Regions from separate parts of the Homo sapiens genome. Here all the other regions are linked to region 1. The links are chromatin loops, found by intact Hi-C in ENCODE. Cell type or tissue: GM12878. All regions are shown on one strand. Region 1 overlaps PIK3R1 (phosphoinositide-3-kinase regulatory subunit 1). Region 2 holds the start of LOC107984116 (a long non-coding RNA gene). Region 3 overlaps LOC105379013 (a long non-coding RNA gene). Region 4 holds the start of LOC105379011 (a long non-coding RNA gene). Region 5 overlaps LOC105379013 (a long non-coding RNA gene).

What was found. A loop is a pair of places that touch in the nucleus more often than their neighbours do. Peaks named below come from ENCODE experiments on the same cell type or tissue, not always from the same donor. Only the 100,000 strongest peaks of a DNase experiment are listed, where the experiment ranks them.
Region 2: it touches region 1 in a loop (12-fold over the local background); 34 of 110 quality-filtered maps call a loop at or near these places.
Region 3: a loop joins it to region 1, with 3.0 times the contacts of the local background. A loop is called at or near these places in 17 of 110 quality-filtered maps.
Region 4: it touches region 1 in a loop (2.4-fold over the local background); 5 of 110 quality-filtered maps call a loop at or near these places.
Region 5: it touches region 1 in a loop (3-fold over the local background); 6 of 110 quality-filtered maps call a loop at or near these places.

The regions. Positions count from the first base shown.
Region 1 is chr5:68,283,433-68,288,432 of GRCh38, forward strand. The region is part of intron 7 of PIK3R1 (phosphoinositide-3-kinase regulatory subunit 1); the gene reads left to right. Among named protein-coding and RNA genes, the nearest start is that of PIK3R1, 70 kb to the left of the region's middle. In GM12878, CTCF peaks have their summits at 2,624 and 3,076 (motif pointing right); DNase peaks (open chromatin) are centred at 3,122 and 4,699; H3K4me3 peaks cover 1,154 bases; H3K27ac peaks cover 3,576 bases.
Region 2 is chr5:69,004,893-69,009,892 of GRCh38, forward strand. All of the region lies in intron 1 of LINC02198 (long intergenic non-protein coding RNA 2198), which reads right to left. It overlaps LOC107984116 (a long non-coding RNA gene), which reads right to left and starts at 2,293. Exons shown (of 3, transcript XR_001742709.2): 1 at 2,135-2,293. In GM12878, a CTCF peak has its summit at 3,073 (motif pointing left); a DNase peak (open chromatin) is centred at 3,039.
Region 3 is chr5:68,659,200-68,664,199 of GRCh38, forward strand. All of the region lies in intron 2 of LOC105379013 (a long non-coding RNA gene), which reads right to left. LOC105379010 (a long non-coding RNA gene) reads left to right here. Exons shown (of 3, transcript XR_007058808.1): 3 at 1-17. Among named protein-coding and RNA genes, the nearest start is that of LINC02198, 370 kb to the right of the region's middle. In GM12878, a CTCF peak has its summit at 2,239 (motif pointing left); no DNase peak of the experiment used is centred here; H3K27me3 peaks cover 332 bases.
Region 4 is chr5:68,562,617-68,567,616 of GRCh38, forward strand. The region is part of intron 3 of LOC105379013 (a long non-coding RNA gene); the gene reads right to left. LOC105379011 (a long non-coding RNA gene) reads right to left here and starts at 3,960. Exons shown (of 4, transcript XR_001742694.1): 1 at 2,796-3,960. RefSeq lists an enhancer at 3,008-3,057. In GM12878, no CTCF peak of the experiment used is centred here; a DNase peak (open chromatin) is centred at 3,055; H3K27ac peaks cover 209 bases.
Region 5 is chr5:68,643,253-68,648,252 of GRCh38, forward strand. The region is part of intron 2 of LOC105379013 (a long non-coding RNA gene); the gene reads right to left. Among named protein-coding and RNA genes, the nearest start is that of LINC02198, 380 kb to the right of the region's middle. RefSeq lists an enhancer at 2,153-2,212. In GM12878, no CTCF peak of the experiment used is centred here; a DNase peak (open chromatin) is centred at 1,889.

The sequences.
Region 1 (5,000 bases):
GCTGGTGACTTTCTAGGGTAATGGAGTAGACAGAAAAGGCTCATAGAAGAAATAGGGCTTGAAATGTGCCTTGAAGAATAGGTACAATTTGAATAGGCAAAGGAGAAATAGCATTTTGATGCATGGAGTTTAAAGACTTATTCAAAATAAATTACACAGTACAAAATAATGGCTTGGTATTTTACAAAAGCAGTACATATTTTAAGTGATAGTATCACAAAAAACATCATTTTAGAGTTGAAAGCATTGTCCAGCTTTACCAATTTGGACATGAGGAAACCGAGGCCCACAGATAGAGGTTCGCTCTGTGCTACCCGGCCAGTATGGGCCCAAACCGGGTCTGCCCAGGAGCCGCCTCCTACACTCCAGCCCATTCTATCTGCCATGCCCTGCTGCCTGGATTTTTGGAAACTTCGTGAGCAATGAGGCTGCTTTTAGTGTCCAATCAAAAACTCCTCTGAAGTTTCCAGCATGTAATAAACTAAAAATATGTGAAATTAGCCCCCATGGGTCACATATAGTAAACAAAGTCAGGGCAATGTTTATACTTTTCAGGATAAGGCTCCAAATCACTCCATGAGCTGTGCAGTGGAAAAAAAAGTGGGCTTCTGACTCAAATAGATCTGGATTGGAATCTCAACTCTCTCGAGTAACTCAGCTTTTCCAAATTGTTTTCCAGACTGTGGAATTGGGTTAATGCCTCTCTCCTGGGGTTGGTATGAGATTTAATGAACTGATAATTTCTCTGCTATCTATCGCATCAACTCTAGCTTTTGAGGCCTTATGGGAGCTGTCCTCATTCAGCAGGTCTGATTCCTTCAGTCCACCCATTCCTCATTAGTTGTGTGAATCCTGTCAGGCCTTTTTCCTTACTGACGCCATGTTCCCAGCCAGCAGAGCTACGGCCTCTAGGAGCCTGTAGGGGCTAAAAGGGACACTTGGGAAGTTGCCACCCTGATGTGGGTACATTGCTTGGAGGGAGAAAGGTGCCTTTGTATGAATATGTGGCTTGGTGAATGGAGCAGCCTAGATTTCATCACCACTCCTCCATCTTGCCTAGGTGCCTTTGCACAGTGCACAAAATATGCAACCATACGTCGCTGCCCCAAGCAGTGCCATCCACTTTATCTGCACTCAAGTAGGTCCTTCCCGTTTTATATGCAAGTTAAGTCGACCCATTCAGTATGTTTATGCCTTTAAGCTTCCTGTCACCTTATGTTTAACTGTCTATAGTTTTTCCTATTCATCTGCTTAATTACATTTCTAAAGGGTAGGGGTAAAGGCTTTTTCTCCTTTTGAGCTCTTCCTAGCAGAGAACTAGGTACAGCATAATAATTATCTAAATTTTTCTTTGATAAACTTCCAACTTTCAAAGAATAGTAATACATCAACACATCTAATACATCCAGCAATCCTGGGAAATAAGGATTCTCCTCATTTACAGAGGGAAGCTAAGATTTGGAAAAGGTAGGGCACAGAGTAAGCTCTCTAGACTTTGTTGATAGTTTGCTGTTCTATTTTGTTACTAAAAAGTCTTAACTTGTCGTTTGGCTTTCAATATTTTTTTCTTGAATCATTGTGTTATCTTTACCCAATTAATGCTTAGGCAGGTAAAGTAGATTTCTGTAGGCAAACCAAGGTAAAAATAAGTCTATTTAACACAGGGTGCCTTTGAATGAAACCCATTATAAGTGTATTTACATATTTCAGATTTCATGGATATATTCAGAAATATTAATGTAATATAATTGAAGTCTAATATTGCACCCTCAAGCCCAGAGTGGAAAATAAATGACTCTTTCTACCCCTTGCCCTTCTACACCTGTCAAAGTTAATTTTTAACCACTGGCACATTGCAAAACATTCATCCTGAAGAGCCTGATTCATAAATCTTGTTTTAAATGCTCTGGGCTTGGTTCTCAACCCAGACTAAAGGCAAGCACTAAGGTAGAGGGAAATGACATTCAAAGAGTTTTACTTGTCTCTGATTTAATTTTTATTGGTTTAAAATGTGGTCTGACATTAGAGGGTTGCTTCAAAGGTGAAAAATGAAACTTTGAAAAATTACATGTTTGTAGATGCGTAGAACTAAACGGGCAAGCCACACTAGGTTTTGTCAAACAATAGTTTTATTTGTGTCCTGAGAGACACAGGTATTTTGGTATGTATGTGTTTAGGAGGGGTATATAGTCAGTTTTACTTTTGTTTTCACAGTGCAGATGTCTCTTTGTCTCAAGGGACAAAGATCTGAGGGAGAATTGCAGGGGGGACTACTTTATTCTGCTAAGCAGTGGGGATGCCTTTATCAGAAACCTGGTAGAATGTGTCAGAGTTTATACATACGTAAACCTGGGCTTATTTATATACTTAAATGGATGTTTTCCTTAGCATAATGTCAGTTAAGACCAGTGGATATGGAGCAAATAATTTGAATTACCCTAAAAGGCCCTCTGTTCTAAGTTGTCTTAAGTTAAAATTATGAAGAGAGGTATTCATTTTACCCTTAGATGAAGATTTTGGTTAATTTTTGTTGTCTATTCTTTTTTTCATGGTCTTTGTTCATAAATGATGTCCAGAAAAAGAAGAAGTTTTCTAGGTTGAAAGCTGCTTGTGCAACATTTGCCACTTGATGGTGACTTGTACATATGAAATATAGTATTCAGTTTGTAACTTTTGAACAGTTTAAGGATCAAGAGACATTTTCCTAACTATATCTGCTGAGAAGTGAAACAATGGGCTGTATTTGCCTCTGAAATGAGTTTTACGAAACTTTGAGGAAAGGGAGAATGATACATATTGTTTTAAAGAATCCAGAAGGTAAAGTTAGTTTTCCAGTGTGTCTAGGCCTTTGAGGTCCCAGAGAAATGCTGACATTAAAATAAAAGTTTTCCTACAACACTAGCAGCTTCGTGAAAACTGTACTTTTGATTTACTAATTAGTGAGTCATATAGATCAAGTGACAGTAATACAATTATGTACATTAGTTGGTGTCAAATTTGGACATACGAAATATACAGAAAGTTGATGGTTTTCTCCCAAAGCAGGAATTACTGATTCAGTTCTACCAGCAGAGGGCTCCCTTTTTTAAGCTAATAAAGAACATGTGTCTTGCAGATCACTTTTTAAACACTAAAATTCAACGGGAAAAAGATTCAGCTCACACTTTCCTAATATAATAGGACCTCTTTGGTAGATGATTGTACATATTGTGAGAAATTTGTTTAAGGCAAAGTTTTTCCAATCTATTTCAAGACTTTCTATACGTTGAGAGAGTACTGCTTTCCAGTGGCTTATTTTCTTCTGAAACAGAAAATATACTGGTGGACTTAACAGAGCATTTTAATCTTAGAAGGTTTTGACATGAAACATCATGTGAATCCAGACAGGTATGCTTAGGAGACTGATGTTTCCAATGTTTCTAGCTTTAGAAAGGCTATTTTTAAAAGTAGGGCAAGATTATGCAGCTCAGGATGCAAGGGTATTCTCTGAACTAACCATATGTCCCTATGATCAGATGGCAGATTCACTTATAGACTGTTATTTCCATTGGGAAAGTTTTTCAATATTATATCAGTTGCACTAAAGGAAAGTTTGTAAAATCACTTTCATTGTGGGTTTAACAGCACTTTCCAGATATTTCAAGTAACCCTGAAGCTAGTTGCTGCTGTTGGCCTGTGTGGACTTTATGTGACCACTGGATCACTTTCCCATGCAGAGTATGAGGGTATTATTGAAAGAACCTATGTCTTCAAAGGGAATGAAATGTTTTGTTTTAATTTAAGCAAGCTAAAAATAGAAAACAGAAAAAACCAGAGTTTTGTTAGGGGTGTGAAATTTTTTGCATGTGGCTTAAAAGATTAACTTCAGTTTTGTCCATTTTTTTTTACGTTCTCTAGCAAAGGGAAGTGAGGAGCAGGGACAATGGGTAGAGAAGGGCATTTGAAACCATCAGAAGATTGGGTTCTAGTCTTAGGGCTATAATCTTCTGTAAACCACTTCACCTCCCTGGGTCAGATTTCGTTTTCCCCTCTATGGCATGCAGGAATTGATTGAAGTGAACTCTAAATTACTTTCTGGTGTAAAGTTTGGTGATTTCCCTGGATAACCTTAAAGCTATCTATGCTCATGCAACTGAAAATTTTCTTAGATCAAATTTTAATTAAATAGTAGTCAGTAATCCCAAGTCTGGTCCATTGCCACTTTCTCAAATAAAGGGCAAACATCCGCTTAGAAAGGTATGCCCTTCTCTGCCCTTCTATCCTTTACCCCATTAGCTGGCACATAAACCTAATGCAGAGACACCTTTTAATTAGCAGGTCATATGGCCATTTAAATGCGAGTTGCAATCGACCTCATAAAAATAGCCGCAGTGTTGTTTTATTCTGAATCGTCACATGATCATGGAGTATAGTATGCATATGGTGTGGGGTTTAATATTCGTCCGAGGATGCCCTCCTACTACTTACTATTGAACATTTTTGTAATCTCCTCCCTGCCCGAGTTGCTCACAAGGGCTTTCCTGTTACACCTGCAGGGCTGTCTGTGCTGGTGTGTGGGAGGAGGTGCAAGAGGTGGACACGAGCGAGGCGCTGTGTTCTGGGTTGTTCCAAGAGGTTCAGGCCTTTACAAGTGAGGCTTTGATTCTATTTTTTGCTGAACTAGCTCAGCCACTTCCTGTGTTTGGCTGTGCATAGTGCCTCGCTTCACTGTCGGCTACTTGAGCCCCGCGAGCCAGCCAGCGCGCTCAGCAGCCAGTGAGACTATTTTAGGTCCCCTCACAATGGCCTTCTCATTTCCCAGGCGAAAATGAGCAAGTTGGTCTTGCATTGGCCACTTGTCAGCCGATGACAACTTTGACTTGGGCTCCCCTCCCCCTCCCGAAATCCCTAGCTCAGCAAATATTTGAACCTGCCCAAGTTAATCATGAAGCTGCGATCTTTATCTAAGGGAGACGTGCGAGCGCCTGGGCTCCTTTCCTCCCCGATACAGTAGCGAAATC
Region 2 (5,000 bases), 720 kb after region 1:
CCCATGTGGTGGATCAAAGATGGCTACAAATTCTTTGACACTCCTCTCCTGTGGAGAAGGGATCTGTTTCCATTATTCTTGATTCTGGGCTGTCCTGTGACTGCTTTGACCAATGGAGTATCACAGAATTGGTGCTATGCCAATTCCAACCCTAGTCTCTAAAATAACCGGCAGAGTCCTAAGTGAGCCACTATGTAAGAGTCCAACTGGCATTCTAAAGAGAACACGTAGAGATACTCTAAGACTACATCGAGAGGGAGAAGGGCACAAAGCCTGTCAGCCATTCCTGTCAAGACACTAGGCATATGAGGGAAGCCATCTTGGATGCTTCAGCCCACACCAGACTGTTAAGTGACTCCAGTCAATGCCATGTGAAGCAGAAGAATCACCCAACCAAGCACTGAGCAAATTCCTGACCAAGGAACTTGTGAGATAATTAAAATATGGTTTTAAGACACTAAGTTTTGGGGTAGTATGCTATGCCGCAATACATAACCAAGACACCACACTATCAAAAATTAAACACTAGCATCTGCAAACCTTTAATACTCAAAATTCAATCTTTCCTGAATTACCTTAGATTATTGATAGAACAATCTCATGCCAGGCAGACACAGCTACTAGGAGAAGGGGCCAGGTTCAAGTTAAGACAACAGAAGAATTTTCCAGCACCTCCTTTCCAGCCAGAGATAAGTCTCCATTGGCCAGTACTGCCAGACAGAACTCCAGAGATCATGGCCAGGGATCCTGGAGTTTCTCAGCTCACACAGGACCACCATTTCTCAGGGTGTCATTTGACCAGCCCCAACCACTCCAGTACTCTGCCCATGTCCACCAATGCCATGTCCACCACCTCATGGGTGTCACATGTGGTTATTCCTGGAGGTAGGTTAAGAACCAGACCCTCAGCCAGGTGTGGTAACTCACACCTGTAATCCCAGGACTTTGGGAGGCTGAGGCAGGCAGATCACTTGAGGTGAGGAGTTCGAAGTAAGTCAGCCTGGCCAACATGGTGAAACCCCATCTGTACTAAAAATACAAAAAATTAGCCAGGCATGGTGGCTTGAGCCTGTAATCTCGGTACTTGGGAGGCTGAGGCAAGAGGATAGCTTGAACCCAGGAGGCGGAGTTTGCCATGAGCCAAGATCAAGCCACTGCACTCCAGCATGGGTGACAGAGAAAAACTCTGTCTCAAAAAAAAAAAAAAAAAAAAAAAAAGAACCAGACCCTCTACTCCAGCCCTTGCCCTTTCAGGCTGGGATGAGGGAAGGAGGGCTAAGTCTTGGAAGGAGAGATTCCTGGATTAACTTCCTCAGCCCACAACGACTGGCAGTTGCCACCCACTCCAGCCATGTGCCTGTTCTCACCCACCCACAGGGTTGCCAAGGCCTGAGGGAGGTGGCACTGGCAGAAACCATAATTAGGGATTTCATCATATACTTTAGCTAGAATTGAGAACAAATTCTTCCTTACAACATGCAAATCTATTGTTCGACTTTCAAACATCCAACTAACTTTCAAACACATTTTTGGGAACCCATTAGATACGTAAGGAAGACACTACCTCTTCTGAACTGTAGACATGGCCTTGAAATTCAGACAAGAGCATGTCCAGGGTTGACACAATAATGGAAGATTCAAAAAACACGTGATGAAAGAGAACATGGAGGTCAGCAAACATGGTCCAGCAAGGTCCAGGTTGCACCAAGGCAAGCACAGACCCAGAAGCTATGAGGGAAGGAAAGGGGGAAGTACAAAGAGGGTCTTCATCCCTCCTGTGTCCCTGGCTTCAAAGGAGTGAATTCCCATTCAATTTCATAAAAGACTTTTCACCATTTCCTATATAGACAAATTAAAGCAGCAAGTTGACCATCTGAATAATCTATTGTTATAGATCAATGTCTGGATATTACTGGGGGAGAGAGGTGTTTGAGCTTTGAGCTTTTTCTCAAAGGCTAAAGGGACAAATTTTAGGATTTTCCCAAATTATCTCAATAATTTTTTCAACCCTTCACTTCAGACAAAATATTTAAGGAAATGCTATTTCCATAGTATTCTTGGGTCATACCTATAGAGCCACAGCCAAGGGAGGGGCACAGGAGGGAAGAAGGAGGGGTAGAGTCACCCAGATTACCTGTCTGGTTGCTTAGACTGGTCCAATTTCACTAAGAATCACACAAACCTCTTCATTCCTTCTGCTTTGTTCACCTGACCTTTTTCAATTTCTTTTTCCTTTCTCCATTACCCTAAGGGAGTAATCTAGCCACTCTGGCTTTCTTTGCATGCAAAATGTAACAGTTCCTTCTTTCGTCTTTCAGATAAAGGCAGTCTTGGGGAGGGGAAGAGAAAAGTGCCTGGCTTCTCCAAATTAGCTCTGAAATAAAAGTCACTGCCAGATGTTATATAAAAGGTGACGTAATCCTAAAGTACTTCATTACATATGCAGCTCTGCTGTTCAGCCCAGGAGGAGTTTATTACATTTTGTCGATCCCATTTTCTATACCCACATCATTTTTACATAATTTTTCCTGCCTGACAGACATCTTCACATTTTCACAGCAACCCATCAAGATAGCGTTACAACAGCACAGGAAACCAGGCTAGCAGTTTACAAATAATGGTGTTAATAAGTCAGATTTGTCCCTGAGATACAAATCAGGAGTAAATGGTCTATCCATGTGTGTGAAAAGCACATCTATTTCAGAATAACAGGGAAGAAAGCAGAGCACCATTTCAACTGGCACCGTGTTCCTTCAGAACACGTACCAAACCTATTCGACAAGTAGGAAAATGGAGAAATGTCAATCTAAAGTTATTCTTGCAATTCTTTTCGTTTTCCTAATAAATTCTTGGCTCAGAGTGAAATAGATGACCATGGAAAATGCATTAAGATCAAACTTCCTGCCTTTTTGGATTGCACAAAATTTAGAAGAAAATACACCATTCGTACCAATGAAGTATCTAGCTACTGAGATGCTTTAAGTGCAAACACTGAGAGACACTTCCTCCCACTCGCCAGGTGCTAAGCATCCTTCCCTGTCTCCCTGGGCACTCATGGCCCCACTGCCCCCTGATGGTAAAAAGCAGCAGTGCAGGCTGGACCATTCTTCAAGGAGGATTGACAGACTGGAGTGGACGGTTCAAAGGCATTTGCCTTAAGGTCAGTGTGAGAGGCCAAAGACACTGAGCTCCTAGTTACTAGTCAGAAACAAACTTATGCGACTCAGAATTCCAGTGGGATAAGAAAATGCCTGTGACTCCCACCCCAAGGAATCATACATAGAAGGAAATTTCATCTTTAGAACCTCCTTCAGCCTTAAGGAAAGATCCCTGTAAAAATGAACTTTGTGTTTTTAAACAGTAATTATAAACTTAGAGTAATGGAGGTTTTATTCTTTTATAAGAGTGGGACTTGGATATAGGAGAAGGGGAGATGTAAAGGCTTCATGGAGGAATTTTGACCCCCTCCCTTCCACTCCCACCCCCTCACTGCCTAGAAAATAAGAGGTATTAGCAACTAGCCCCAAAATAAATGTACCTAATGTCATACTTTTATCCAAAGTCATCACATTCCATAGTTCTACAAGTAGTTTGTTTCACAGGTTCAAATTTTCTTCTCCTTTTTAAAGCAGTTTTTCTTTATATCAAAGTAATTCATGCACATAGTATAAAGAGTCAAACTGTTCTACAGCAGTCCAAGCAGTCCCTACCTCGTGTTTCCTGCTCCCAGAAGGCAGATACTTCCAGCTCTTTTAACTGAACCATTTACTTTTTACCTCTATATCTCTAAATGTCATGTTCATGTTGCTGCCTCTTGATTTTTTAGTTTAAGCTTCATATATTGACTTTGCACTATGGAAGATGACTTCATAAGTACCCGCACACACATACACAACCCCACCATACATATATACTTCCCAGTATAATTTTGGTAAGAGCAATAATCAATATTTATAGAGCTATAACTATTAAATTCTTGACCACAAAGCCATGTGGTATATCCTGTTCACATTTCCTTTCCTGAACAAGTTTATATTTTCCCTGGAATTAAAAAAACAGTCTTTTCTTCACATGCTATGTTTTATATGTATTGATTATATTAGTTTCCTAGGACTGCCATAACCAAGTACCACAAACCAGGTGGCTTTAAACAACAGAAGTTTATTGTCTTATAGTTCTGGAGACTAAAAGTCTAAAATTAAGTTATCACCAAGGCCATGCCCTCTCTGCAGGCTCTTCCTGCCCCCTTCAGCTTTTGGCATTTGCCAGCAATCCTCAGCAGCCCTTGGCTTGCAGATGTGTCACTCCAATCTCTGCCTTGTTACTTGTTATATGGCCTTTTCCTTTTTTACTTTTTTTTTTTTAACAGGGTCTCACTCTGTTGCCCAGACTGGAGTGCATTGGCATGATCATGGCTAACTGCAGCCTCAATTTCCTGGGCTCAAGCCTTCCTCCTCCCACCTCAGCCTCCCAAGTAGCTAGGAGTACAGGTACATGCCACCACTTCTAGCTAATTTTTTTTTTTTTTTGGAGAGACAGGGTCTCACTATGTTGCCCAGGCTGGTCTCAAACTCCTGGCCTCAAGCAATCCTCCCACCTCAGCCTCCCACAGTGCTGGGTTTACAGTTGTGGGCTACTGCACCTGGCCTATGTGGCCTTTTTCCACGTGTGTGTCTGTCTTCACATGGCATCTCTTCTCTATGTGTGTCTGTCTCTGTGTCTCTTCTCTTGTTATAAGAACACCAGTCATCTTGGATTAAGGGCCTACTCTACTCTTGTATGACCTCATTTTTAACTGACTTCTTAATTATGTCTACAAAGACCCTGTTTCCAATAAGTCATGTTCCCAGGTACCCAGAGTTAGGACTTCAACATATCTTTAGTTGGAGGTGGCAGCGAGAGCACAATTCAGCCCACACTGATCTCCACTAATTTATCCCCAACTCTGAGCAATTGTCTAAGTCTCCTCTGAGTATATTCAAACATTATCTATTTTCTAT
Region 3 (5,000 bases), 380 kb after region 1:
AATTTAAACATCAAAATGACAAATGACAGAAGTGGTTATAACATATTAGAGGGAACAAATATATTTTCTGATATTTTGAAAAATCAAGGTGGGAAGAAGAATGGAACACTCCTCTTTAGAGAAGAATACCAACTAATAAATGAGTAGGAAATTTAGAAATAGAAAATTGTCATTTTGTAACCATCATAATGATAATTAATTCAGGCAGGGGCCATGATATCCCAGTCCACATTTGTACCTTTCTTTTTCCACAGTGAGAATCCAGGTTCCCAACAACCTTGTTATGTTTACCCATTTGCCTGGTCCTGCAGTACACACTATCAACAATTTATTAAGTGGAGTTCAAGATTTCCATACCGTTTCATTTTTATTCTTAGAAAATGTTATGTTGGGTTGTACAATCAGCATACTTTGTTCGAAAGTGACTTGAGTACTTTTTCTAATCTGTGATTTTTATCTATTTCATGTAATTTTGGGTTTTTTCTGCTTGAATTCAATTTTCATCTTTTTTCCATTTCTTAATTCTATTTTTTGGAAATGTAAACCTTTAACACACTTTGAAACACAAAACCAAATCAAAAGGGATCCCCAGAGAAATTCCATCTTCTTCCCTATGACTTGCATTTGGTTCTCACTGATCCCTATAAATAACCAATTTCATTCATTTCTAGTTTAATTTCCTTGTTTTGTTTTTGTTGTTGTTTTTTTTTTTTTTTTTTTCAGAAAAATAAGCAAATTTACAGACAAATTTTTAAGCCATTAATATTTGTGTCCTTTTTGTAACAATTGCTTTGGAATTTTGGAAAAATATATGAGAAAATTCCAAAAGATGAAGTCACCCCAAGAACATACGTTTTCATTTCCTGCTTAGAGTTAAGTGAAGAATTTTTGTTTAAGGGAGGATGACAGACGCCAACCTAGTCATTGGACTTAGGGGACTAGCCACTATCACATTCCTCAAAATCTGTATTTTTTTGTCTCAGTAACAAATAGGAATGCAACCAATTTGACCCCGTACTGATTCTCTTGTTGATATGATCAAATTAACCAGCCAAGCAACAGCACTTCCTAGACTCAGCATAATTCTGATCACTTTGTTCTGTAGCTTAATACCCTTCCATGGCTTCCTATTGTCCTCAGGATAAATTCCAAACTTGCAAAGCCCACTGTAGGCTGCCCTCTCCACTTGGCGTGCACACAGACACACACACACACACGGGTTCCTGAGTCCCAACAGTTCACTTCTTTTCTCAACCTGTGCTGTTTGCTTTGCTCACACTGAGCCCAACATTTGAACTGCTCTTCCCACGAAGGGCAAGGAAGTCGGGTGGATGGGTGTCACCTTCACCAGCCCCTCAAGGCAAGTCCATTTGTTGAGCTCTAAAGACGCATCTTACATTGCAGTTTCCCATGTCTGAAACTTGGGAGTTGGATTTATAACAGGACCTCCTGTGACTGCAACCACTTGGAAAGGCATGATGGGAAACTGGGCTTTCCAGTTTAGCCTTGGAGCCAAGGACAGGTGCAGGACGGCTTATTACTGTTCCAGGACAGAACTTGGGACCCAGTAGCTCCTTTGGCCCCAGCCTCTCGGTCCTGCACTGTGGTGTGGCCCTCAGCCCTCCCGATAGTGAGGACTGCACCCCCACCCTGTTCCCTTCATGCCTCAGGCCTTCCAAGTTCCGACCCTGCAATTGGATGACTCTGTCTGCCTCACCTGTTTCCATGCGTTGTATTTCCAACCAGGCTAGTAAATTAACAGTCTCCTAGGAGATCTCTTTTTCTGACTCTCTTCTTGCATTTCTACTTCCCGGATCCTGCATCGGATCCTACATGGCTCTATAGCAATCCCATAAAACCCAGCATTTAATCTTGGTCTAGTTCCTTCTATTGTCTTCAACTCCATGCTTCCACTTGAAGAGAAGCTAACGCAGCAGTAATTTTCAGCCTTGACTGTGAAAAAGAATCACCTGAGAGATTTCTGACTCAGTAATCTATGGGTAGGGCACTAGGATTTGCACTTCCAGCATGTACCTCGGGGACCGCCAGGACCTCTTTAAGAAACCCAGTAGGTAGGCAGTCTGGGCACTTCCTATCACCCTTCACCCTAACTGGGCCCTGTTAATGCTAGAGATACTCTTTCTCCTAATTACTCACAATGACTATTCAGCAGACATCCTTAGGAAACTCTAGGCCTCTAAGCCGACAATTGCTCTCACCAGAACCACTGCCCTCAGCTGGCCCAGTCAGGAACCACAGCTCTAAGACACACTCCCTGCTCTTTACCCCAATTACCTTCTTGCCCTAAAACAGATTTATCTTTGAACTGTGTATTTTTGCACTCAGAAAAATAGACATTATTATGCTGCCTGCTCACACTCTGTTTATTCACACCAATGTAATTTTTATTAAAATAATGTTTGCATATATCATTTGTAAATGTGTTTTAGATAGTAGGCATACTTTGAAATCTCTTTCCATCACCCAACTTGTAGAAAATAATTTCACTAACACCCAGCTAATCAATATTTCTTCTTCAAAAACATAATAAAATGAAATTTGGCTTGACATCTATGAAGCTGGTACAAATTAGTGAGAATTACCACCACCTGGCAGAAAAGTGGCTAATAGACATGGTGGAAGGTGTCCTGGCCATTTATAAGCAGAGTCTGGTGGAGGCGGCCACATAGAACCAAGTCCAGTGGAGGCAGATGATGGCTGGTTTGGGAGGGGTGCTGGGAGACTGTTTTCCTCCAGCCCTTGGGACACGGGCATGCTTGTCTTCACTTCTGAGGATGTCAGCAGCTGCTTTGGCCGAGAGTACAAGTGGTCTTACGTACAAAGCTTTTTTTTTTTTTTTTTTTCCCCACAGAGCCTTGAAAGAAATCAGAAGAGATTCTGAGGAGGTAGCTAAGGAATCCCAGATCACCTAAGAGTTTGGAAAGAAGAAAGAGGGCATGGCACACCCAGGGGAATGACGCCTCTGCACCCCAGCCTGGCCTCACAAGCACTGTAGTGGTTATATACGAGGCTCTGGGGGCTTTCTGCTGGAATCCTCCTCCTGCTCTGCCATGACCAGTTGTGATTCTGGGCAATTTACTTAGTCTCTGTCAGCCTTCCCCATCCACTGGAGGAGAGATAGTTTTAACTCATGTCACTGTGATAACTGCACTGATGACATCAGGTATTTGACACAAAGTAAGCATTCAATAAACATGCCTTTTTTTTGTTGTGGTAAAATAGACATAATAAAATTTATAATTTTGGCCATTTTTAAGGGTATGGTTCAGTGGCATTAAGTACATTCACATTGCTGTGCAACCATCACTACCCTCCATCTCCAGAACATTTTCATCATCTCCAACTGAAACTTTATTCTTTTTTTCAATCCATTAGCTGGATTTAGTCACGTTTATAAATTTCTTTATATGGTGTCTAACACGTTAACTATAACATCAGGAAACACAGGATCCCATTTTAGCTTTTGGATTTTATTTTTGAGCAATTTATTTGTAGGGATTGATATTACATTGCTTTTACTTTTTCTTAGAGGTCTTCCAAATAACAAGAGAAAATTTACTATTTAAAAAATAGAATAAAAGTCAATCTTGCAATTTTTGTAAATCCAAGCTATATTATGGAATCTTAGTGATTTTCTTTTTCTTATATCTTGAAACATTTTGCTATTCATCATTCTAGTCATCATTTGATCATTACTCACCAATTATTCCCAACTGTGTTTAAAAACACTAAAATAATGTGAAATGGAAAAATGATATAATTTCATAAAAGGCTGATGCAATAATGAACTAAACTGTGGCTATTACATCACCTTTTAGTTTTCCTGCTGTCCTGCCCCAAGTATTGTAGAATCATTCAAGAAGGTTTAGGAGAACAGTAAAGACACCATCTTTGTAGTTTCTTCTCATCTTTTATACACAACTGAGCATCCATAATTTTTATTTTCCAACCACAATGGCAAAGATAAGCAAATTTACAGAGGAAGATGTTTCATATTATTAAACAAATCATAAGATTAATGCAAAGAGATTTCATATAAGCAAAATTTTAGACTGTGAGTTTTCAGATGACAATATCCTAAGTGAATTTTTCCAAAGTCTAGAATCAATAAATGGACACTATATTTTTAAGGACAAAAATGAAATATCGTGTCCTCAATGAGTTAGTAACTCAACAGGAAGAACTTTATCATGCAGTGTTCTGTGATCAGAACATAGACCATCCCGTTTTGAAAAAAAAAAAAAGTAATAATATTCTTTTGTCTCTTATGTGGTTGTGCACCAAAATTTGCTTAATATGGGTCATAAGTGGACTAGGTGGGTGTGTACTGAAAGGGGAATGGAAGAAAATAATGTGGAAACCAAAACAATCAATTGAATCATTCTAATTGATAAAACATGAAAATGTTTTGCAATTATAGAATGAAGATGTGAGTCCTCTTTTAAACAAATCATGAGCCACAGTTTTTAAAAATATTTTATTTTGATGATATAACTGCAAGAAGATAAAATTAGAGGTAACGATAAGCTAAACTTTTAGAGATGGACTTGAAATTTGGAATCAATGCTGTATTTCTAAGACCAACATGTTCCAGAATCATGCATGACAATTGATCACCAGTTAATGGCATTCGAAGGAAGTTGCCCAAAAATTGTAGGCATCAATACCTTCTACACCAGGAAAATATGGTAAGAAAAACTGGAGTTTGCTATGTTTACATTTTTATTAAAATTTTTAATAAAGTTATTTTTCATAATATATCTGGTCTTCTGTAAATTACTCATAAAATGACTAAAAAATATAAAAACACAAAAAGGGTCCATTGGACACAAATGGTAAATGGTGAGAACTATTCTTGGTTTACCAAGGATTAAGCACTCAATAAAAGGTCATTGTTATCACTGTTACCGTCATCAGAGTTCACAAAGTTTTATCCGGTCCTAGACTTATTCTGAAAAAGAAACCACATCCTATGTTCC
Region 4 (5,000 bases), 280 kb after region 1:
AAGAACAACTGCCGGGGTTTTCTATCGGAACAATTCTCTGAGCTCATTCAGGGCTGAATGACATTCAACGTTTTATTCCTTGGAGTGGAAAGACTCCATTTGAATATCTAGGTATTCAATAAAGACTACAGAAAAGCCAAGCCTTAGTAGTAGGAATAAACTAACACTACAATAAGGCTACTCTAGACCTATCCTAACAAAGCTTAACAATAAGGCTCAAAAGGATAAAACTGATATGCAAGTAACGGCCTGCCAAAGCAAATATCAACACTCTAAAAGACGATAACAAAATCCAAATAGTCAATAATATAACATTCCTAACATCTAACATCCAATAAAAAATTGTTAGATATGCCAAGAAGTAGCAAAATGTGACCCTTAATCATGAGAAAAATAAGCGAATGGAAATAAACCCAAAAGTGGCTAAGAAGTACAATTAGCAGACAAGAACTTTAAAAGAACTACTATCAAAACCCAGCAATTTAAGAGAAAGCAAGGACATAAATAAAGAAGTTGAATATATGAAAAGGAGCCACACAAATGTTCTAGAGTTCAAAAATAACATATCTGAAGTGAAAAAAGATTCACTTAATGGTCTTAACAGCAGATAAGACACTGTAGAAAAAAGGCCAGCAAACTTGAAGATATAGCAATAGAAACTATCCTAAATCAAGCACAGAGAGCAAAAAGGCTGGAAAAAAATGAATGAAACTTTAGTAAGCTGTCAGACAAGCAGTCTAACGTACATGTAATTGGAGTCTCAGATTGAGAGATAAGAGAGGAAGAAGTAAAAAAAAATTTAAAGAAATAATAGTTGAAAATATTCTAAAATTGATAAAAATAATAAGCCTACATGTTCAAAAAGCATGAGAAATGCAGGGCAAACACAAAAAAACACCACACCAAGTGTGATAGCCAACCTTCAAGATGGCTTCCAGTGACCCTCATCTGCAGGTATTCATGCCGTTGTATGGTTTCCTTCCATACAAAATAGTGCTGACCTGTGTGACCAATTGGATATTGTGGAGATAATGGCATGTGACTTCTGAGTCTAGATCACAAAAGGCACTGCAGCTTCTGCCTTGCTTTCTTTTGAATCACTTGTTCTGAGAGAAGCCAGCTACAATGTCATGAAGACACTCAAGCAGCTCTGTGAAGAAGCTCATATGTAAAGAAATTGAGGCCTCCTATCCAAGTCACCATCAACTTGCCAGACACATGAGTGAGCCATCTTGGAAGCAGACCCTGCAGCGTCAGTCAAGCTTTTAGATGACTCCAGGCCCAGTCAACATCTTGACTGAACCTTCATTAGAGACCCACAGCAAAACCAAGTAAGCTACACCTGAATATCAAACCCACAGAAATGGCAAGAGATAAGTGCTCGTTGTTTTAAGCCACTTGACTTTGGGGCATAATACTTTACACAGAAATAATTAGTTGTGTTTCTATTTGCTCATAAAAAAAGAGGAAAACAAAATCAAAAAAAAAAAAAACCCTTAACAATAGCTATGAAACAGCATCTACTGAAAATTACAGAACATTACTAAGAGAAATTAAAGTAGACCTAAATAAATGGAGCTACCTACCGTGTTCACAGAGTAGAGGACACAAGACTATTAAATACCACTTTTTCCCAAATTAATCTATAGGTTCTAGCAATCTTTTCGTAGACACTGATAAGCTCATTCTAAAATGTATATGGAAATGCAATGAACCTAAAATAGCAAAATAAATCTTGAAGTAAGAACAAAGCTGGAGGCCTTATATGCCTTACGTCAAGAATTATTACAAAACTACAGAGCTCAAGATAATGTAGGGTTAGCATAAAAGTAAACATCTAGAAAAATGGAATGGAATACAAAGTCCAGATATGGATCACACATATGTGATCAATTGGCTTTAGCAAGGGTACAAAGACATTTCAGTGGTAAAAGGAAAAATTTCCAACATATGGTGTTGAAATTACTGGAAATATATGAGGGGAAAAATGAACATCAACTTTTATCACACGCAGCATGAAACAGTCCTAGAACTAAATGTAAAAGCTACAACTGTAAAATTTCTAGACAGAATTTCACAAAGAGAAAGTTTTTGTTCACAAAGAAACAGGAGAAAATCTTTGTGACCTTGAGATAGGCAAAGATTTCTTACGTAGTACACCAAAATCACAAATTATAAATGAAAAAATGATAAATTAGACATCATCAAAATTTAAAATTATTATTCTTCAAAAATCACTATTAAGGAAACAAAAAGGCAAATCACTAAACAGAAAAAATATTTGCATACATGTATAGCAAGGTGTCTAAATCTGGAAAATAGAAAGAACTAATAACTCGATAATAAAAAGGCAAACAAATTAAAAATGAGCAATGGATTTGAATAATAATTTCTTAAAAGAAGGTGTATGAATGGCCAGTAAGCACATGAAAAAGTGTTCAACTTTGAGTAATGAATTGTACACCTTAAATGGGTGAATTGGATGGTATGTGAATGATATCTTGATAACACTTACGTAAAAAATGAAACAATGAAGCTAGGAGTGGAGGAAGGAGTAAATTGCAAAGACACGTGATACAGAAAAAGTGGCAGATAGGAGGCAGGACTAACTTGCAGATCCCACCTGGACAGACACAGCAGTGTGTGGAGAGTCACATTGTGAACTTTTGCTCCAAGAACTCCTACAGGAACATACAGGGAAAGCCGAGAGAATCTACAAAGCCTGTGAAAGAGGTGGAATGCCACTGCAGCTCTGTGAGACAGCCAAGGAACTGTGAGTCCACTTTCTTTCTCACCTGGGAGTCTCGTAACCTGGGACAAGTTCTCAGCCTTGCTCACTGGTTGCCTGGAAATAAATTCAGTGCTGTTTGCGGGGACATGGTGGGAGTGAGACTGGACTTTTGGGCTGCATGGGAGACGGGTGAGGCCTGTGGTTGCCGGGTTTCCCCCACTTTCCTGGCAACCTGTGTGATGCAGCAGTGGCAGCCATAATCCCTCTGGGACCATAACTCCACTGGCCTGGGAAACCACAACTCCATCCCCCACAGCAGCTGCAGCAAGCTCCACCCAAGGAGAGTCTGAACTCAGACAGCCTAACCCCGCCTCAACGTGATGATCTTTCTCCACCCACCCTGGTAGCTGGAGACAAAGGACATAATCTCTTGGGAGCTCTATAGCCCTGCCCACCACCTGATACTTGGGCAAGCTTGTATCCTCCCTATACTACTGCAGCTGATGCACTTTTGAAAGTGCTACCTTTTGGCTGGAGGCCAGCCAACACAAAATCAGTGCACTTAAAAATACAACCACGGACCCCTCACAGAGTCTACTTCAGTTCCCTGCTACCTCCACCAGAGCAGGTGCTTGTATCCATGGCTGAAAGACCTGAAGACGGATAACATCACAGGACTCTTTGCAGATATTCCCCAGTACCGGCCTGGAGCCCAGTAGCTCCGCTGAGTGGCTAAATCCAGAACAGAAATAACAATAATGGCAGTTTGGCTCTCAGGATGCCCCATCCCTAGAAGAAGGGGGAAAGCACCAAATCAAGGGAGCACTTCGTGGGACAAAAGAATCTGAACAGCAGCCCTTGAGTCCCAGATCTTTCCTCTGACATAGTCTACCCAAAAAAGAAGGAACCAGAAAAACAATTCTGGTAATATGACAAAACAAGATTATTTAATACCCCCAAAAGATTATACTAGCTCACCAGCAAAGATAAAATCTCTGAATTGCCAGGAGAAGAATTCAGAAGGTCGATTATTAAGCTAATCAAGGAGGCACCAGAGAAATACGAAGTTCAGCTTAAAGAAATAAAAACAATGATACAGGATATGAATGGAAAAATCTCCAGTGAAATAGATAACATAAACAAAAGACAATCACAAATTCTGGAAATGAAGGACACACTTAGAGAAATGCAAAATGCACTGGAAAGTCTCAGCAATAGAATTGAACAAGTAGAAGAAGAAACTTCAGAGCTCAAAGACAAGGCTTTAGAATTAACCCAATCCAACAAAAACAAAGAAAAAAAAATTTTTTAATGAACAAATCCTCCAAGAAGTTTGAGATTTTGTTAAACAACCACACCTAATAATAATTGGCATTCCCGAGGAAAAAGAGAACTCTACAAGTTTGGAAAACATATTTGAGGGAATAACCAAGGAAAACTTCCCTGGCCTTGTAGATCTAGACATCCAAATACAAGAAGCTCAAAGAACAACTGGGAAATTAATTGCAAAAAGATCATCAGGTTATCTAAAGTCAAGACAAAGGAAAGAATCTTAAGAGCTGTGAGGCAAAAGCATCAGGTAACCTACAAAGCAAAACCTATCAGATTAATAGCAGATTTATCAGCAGAAATCCTACAAGCTAGAAGGGACTGGGATCCTATCTTTAACCTCCTTAAAGAAAACAAGTAACAGCCAAGAATCTTGTATCCAGTGAAACTAAGCTTCATAAATGAAGGAAAGATACAGTCTTTTTCAGACAAACAAATGCTGAGAGAATTCACCACTACCAAGCCAGCACTACAAGAACTGCTAAAAGGAGCTCTAAATCTTGAAATGAATCCTCAAAATACACCAAAATAGAATCTCCTTAAAGCATAAATCTAATAGGACCTATAAAGCAATAATAAAATGAAAAAACACAAGGTATTCCGGCAACAAATAGTATGATTAATAGAATAGTACCTCACATCTCAATACTAACATTGAATGTAAATGGCCTAAGTGTTCCACTTAAAAGATACGGAATGGCAGAATGGATAAGAATTTACCAACCAACTATCTCCTTCCTTCGAGAGACTCATCTAACACATAAGTACTCACATAAACTTAAGATAAAGGGGTGGAAAAAGATATTCCATGCAAATGGACACCAGAAGCAAACAGGAGTAGCTACTCTTAAATTATACAAAACAAACTTTAAAGCAACAGCAGTTAAAAAAGATGAAGAGGGACATTATATAATGATAAAAGGACTAGTCCAACAAGAAA
Region 5 (5,000 bases), 360 kb after region 1:
ACCCAAAGAGGACTATGGCACTAGCAAGTATTTGTTTTCTCAGGTACTAGTGATTCAAAGAGAGGGAGCTAAAAAGGGGAAAATTAAAATCAAAAGCCTAACTTATTTTATGCAAGAGATAGCTGAATTCTAAAATTTTTGTTTTGTTTTGTTTTGTTTTTTTACCCTCTCATGGGCCTAGCCTTAGGATTTCTTTCACCACAAATCCTTTCATAGATGGGATCCCTATCTGCCATAGCAGCTGCTACCTCTGAGAGACTTGAAGCGACCTCTACCTCACACATGAGAGAAAAGACCCTTCTTTTTACTTCTTGGGGAATGTAGTGATTCAGGACTGTAGTGTTTCCTCTTGGAGTCTCTCCCTAGAGGTTTTCCTATTGTTTTTGCTCTAAGCAGAGTCCCCACATCCACACTCCCCCACCCCCTCCATAGCACAATCAATATTAACTCATTCATAACAGAGGAGCAGCCTCTTTTCCAATCACAGTTCTGCTGACTTGTTTGGGATTGGTTTGGGTTGAGTCACTAAGAAACATATTAGATTAAGGCACTGGTCTTTTTAATAATAATATAGAATCTCCACACCTCTCAAATAGACCTCAAATTTGGGAGCCATTTATTTTCATTACCCTCTCTTCATAGGAAAAATTGAGGACCCCGTTTATTTACTTAAAACAACAATAAGCTGAATCACTGTTGCTATTTAACATCTTACTTTTTAGAAAATATTCTTTGTGGTGCCTGACGGCAATGCTGCAAAGGAAACAACCAGTTTAAAAATAGGAAAGATAAATTAAATAATACCAATTTACAAACAAATTTAAAATCGAAACAATCCCCCATACACACTCTTCTTGGTCAGCTCTGCCTCACCCTAAGAGATCAGTAGGTAAACAACATTCTGTTACCTCTGTTTGCACCCATGGATCATCAGGTGAGAGGGCAGGTGTTTGGGAGTAGTTGGAGAGAGGGCTGAAACAATATTTTTGCACCAAATAACTTGGTCTCTCCAGTTTGTAGTTAGTTTATAATGAGTTTGTGATCCATGGATCTCACAGGCTGCTTCCTTGTAACTTAATGAACCATAATGACAATTCCAAAGGCTACATTAATTTCTTTTTAAAATAAAAGAAGGAGGGTCTGCTGAGAGTGGATGTTAGGAACTAAGCTATTTCCATTACCCTATTTTAAGTAAAGCGCTAGCTAGAAGGCCCATGTACCAGCTACTGCTAACTCCTAACTTCAGAAACTCATTTGCAATGAGCTTTCCATACCTCTTTGGGTGGGAAATGTACTATTGCTTCTCTTCTTAGCGAGGCTATCAAGAAACACACTTCAAAAAATTCCCACAACACACATAATCATTCTTTCAAAATAGCAATTTGGCTGTAGCAGCCTTCTTCCCATTCAGCTAAGTGTGTGAAAGGTAATGGAGACAGCTAATGCCTTTTGGTTTTGCTGTGGGCAGGGGAATCTTACCATCATATGTAATTAGTAAGAACTACCAGAAAACAGACAATTGTTATAGAAGTCACACTGAAAATACTCTAACAAATAGTCTAAGCAACATTCATTGAGCTCCTTTGGGGGTGGGGCAAGGGGGGTAATTTTCTGGTGTTAAGAATGTCATAAGATTGCCAAGGTAGTAAATGACTGGGACTTTACAAAGGCCTTTGGAAGGAGAGGGGGCAATCCCATGAGAAAATGACAGGTACTGTTTTATTTCCATGGTCCTTTTTTACCTGCCAGTTCTTACTTCTCAGTGAACACAACTGATGTCCCCACTTTCCCCAACAACAACAATGACAATAAAATAAATTTTAAAAAGATTCTCGGTATGAGTCATGAGCTTACCCACTGTGGACCAGGAAGTTCTCTTCAGGCTCTCACCTGCTAAACTATGGCAGAAGTGATTATGCAAAGTTTTCAAAAACCCACAGCACAGCTCTCCTCCTGCTGGGCTATGAATGGAGACAAGGGACTGGTACTAGTGAGGGCCATTCGGAAGAGGAAGTGGGTGAAGGCTCTGCCACTGGCCAAAATCGGGTTGCACCTCTTCTCCCATGCTCCCCATACAAGCCCTGACAATGACATTCTCCTGGAAGCCCATTTTCATTGCTGCCTCCAGGCCTTTGCTCTCCTGTTTGTCTGGGACTACCTGAGAGCCCTTCTTCTAAACCCATCCTAGTCTGATTCGAACTCATTTTTCAAGGACCTACCTCTTCCCAGTTTATAGGCCATTTTCTCTCATTTCAGCCCACACTGCGCTCTCCTTTCTCTGAATTCTTGCAGCACTTATAATCTCTATAATTATAATAACAACAATATTTTAGTTATTTACGTATCAAGTACTCACTACATGTCAGGTGCTATGCTAAGTAGTTTACGTAGTCCCTTATTTAATCTTCACAGCTATCCCAACCTATGTTACATTTGAGGAAACCGTGGTTACGTGGTTAGTAAGTGGCAGGATGGGATTTGAACCCAGGTCCATCACTGGTAAAGCCTGTGTCCTTCCCCATGGTCCATATTTCATTTTTTGGGCTACCTCACAATATACTTGCACTGCATCCTTTTTGTATATTTTATATTTCATTTTATGTGCTTGTGCCTCATGTTCACAACAGAATTTATGCCTCTAGTGAATGGGGCTACTTATTAGATGTGTGTTTACTGCCCATTTTGTCAAGCATGGGATCAAGCATTTAGTAGGTGCCTAATATTTGTGACTGGATATAGCATGAATAGACATGCATCTTTCTTCGAAACTCTCAAAGGTCTTTATAAGAACAATCACACCAGACAGTGGTGCATGGAGGAGGGGAGCAGTGTAGTGGTCGCGTGTGAAAAGGGTCCCTGAATAGCCAATAAACCATCTTACTCCGGTTCACTGTGATCCCCTTAACCCCTCAGTAATAGGCAAGGCCATGTGAAGCCTGGCACAGATAGAGTATCAGAGAAATCCCAAGAGGTGCAGCATCCTTGCCACAAAAGCAGTGTGGCTGTGGCAATCATTGTTCCTGAAGCTTCTCTGAGGATCCAAGATCACTTCAGCCAATCAGCTCCAGGATGGAAAGAACTTCAGGGTTTTACTGGGCTTCCTTGCCAAGCTTTAAATAGCTTAGTTACATCATTGAGAACCAGTGCCAAATGAAAGTCTTTCTGATTGACCTGCTATTAGGAGGCCACTGCATTATAAACCTTCAAAGCTTTAGCCATAAAATAATTTCAAATGCAGTGTCAAGAGAAGTGTTCCAATATGTAATAAGTAAAACTTAGAAGACGTATAAAAATTAAAGAGTGGGTCAACTGGTTCAAATGGCACACAAATTTAATGTGAGTGTCACAGTCTAATGGAAAAAACAGCATCTCAGGATCCAAGGGGGTTCACATCAATTCCAGCTTTGCCCTTCATATAACCTCAGCCATGTTACTTCATCTTACTGTGCCTCAGTCTCCTCAGCTGCATGACGAAGACTGCGAATTCATTGATTCTCAAATTACATGCTAGATATTATCTGAGGTTCACATGATGGCATAAGCTTCCTTTCCCAAACCTCATGTAAATACGTACCATATGTTTCTAAAAAGTTCTCTGTATACACACCTCTATTGCAAAAGTATATCACTCCGCAAGTTCTGTCGAGGTAACAAGCCCCATTTTAAAGAAAAAAGAAAGGGAGGGGAGAATTACATTCAGGGTCAGAGAAAATAAGGCCAGAAACATACAGAAACAGGTTCCAGATATGCAATCTGCTGCTTATCCATGGAGCCATGCTACTTTCCTTTAAGAAGAGAGCGCTTAAAAGAGTAAGGTTCTACCTCTATTCTCATCAAGGGGAGCAACACTTTTGTAATGACTTATAAAGTGACTTGAGAAAAATACTTTCTTATCACAATTTCCATGTAAATTCAAAATTACCATAATTTCCATGCCAATTCAAAATTAGGAAAATACTTAACACATTTTCTTAACTGTACAAATGCCAGGGGAACAGAGTCCAAGACTCACTGTAGAGGGAAAAAACCCAAGGTTCTCACAGAATCTCCATCCCCAGCCCACTTGGCCAGAGTTTTCTTTCTTTTTAAATTCTTGTGTCTCTACCTCTCACAGGTCTCCTCTTCCTCTTTTCCTCTTGTCACACTATCTGCTGTCTCTCCTGGCCACCTCTAGAAGCCAACACCCTCATCCTTTACCCTTTCTTTGCTTGTTGCATCTAACTTTTAAGGGGCTCAGAGGCAAGAGGCCAAAGCCTGTTAAAATCAGAAATAAAGCTACAAAACTGGAGAAGACCTGAGCTGCCTCCCTGAGAAAAGCACACAAGTGTGACATCTGCTAGTTGCTAAGTCCTTGTCTGTCACAGACAGTGGTAGAGGTCTATCTTTCAGAGTAAAGAAGCCTAGCTTGATCTAGAAAGCAGCATCATTTGGGCTCTTGACTTTGGGAGAAGGAGTCCTTCTGATATGACACACTAGTTAATTCCTATTCCACAAAAACCATAACTATGGCACAGTTAAAGCACTATAGCAGGCACAGGTAATGAATAGGGTCACTTTCCTGAGTGACATCTCCACTAAGATCTTTCATCACATCAGACATCTGTGACCCAGCCAAGCAGCAGTTACGAGGTCAGTCCTATAAGAGAAATAATAGGAGGTGGGGATGGGCATTTGAGCTTAGCAAAGTTGTAATCTAATCTTTCGGACTTTGGTCATAAATGGGACAAAGTCCTAAAGAGACCACACTGGGTGTTAGGGAATAAAATGGCACTTTCCTCAAAGAAACAGCTAGAAAGGAAGCATCCCAAGCTATATCCCGAAAGGCTCTAACCTCTGGGACTAAATTACAGTCATCAGAACCTTTATCTTACAAATGAATTGTTAATTGTACTTACCCCACCAGGACCCTCATTTGTATCTGTTTCTCAACTTCACCCATGAGCCTTCCATACACTCCTTCCCACCCTGTGCTAGATGCCTCTCCTCTGATGCACAACACC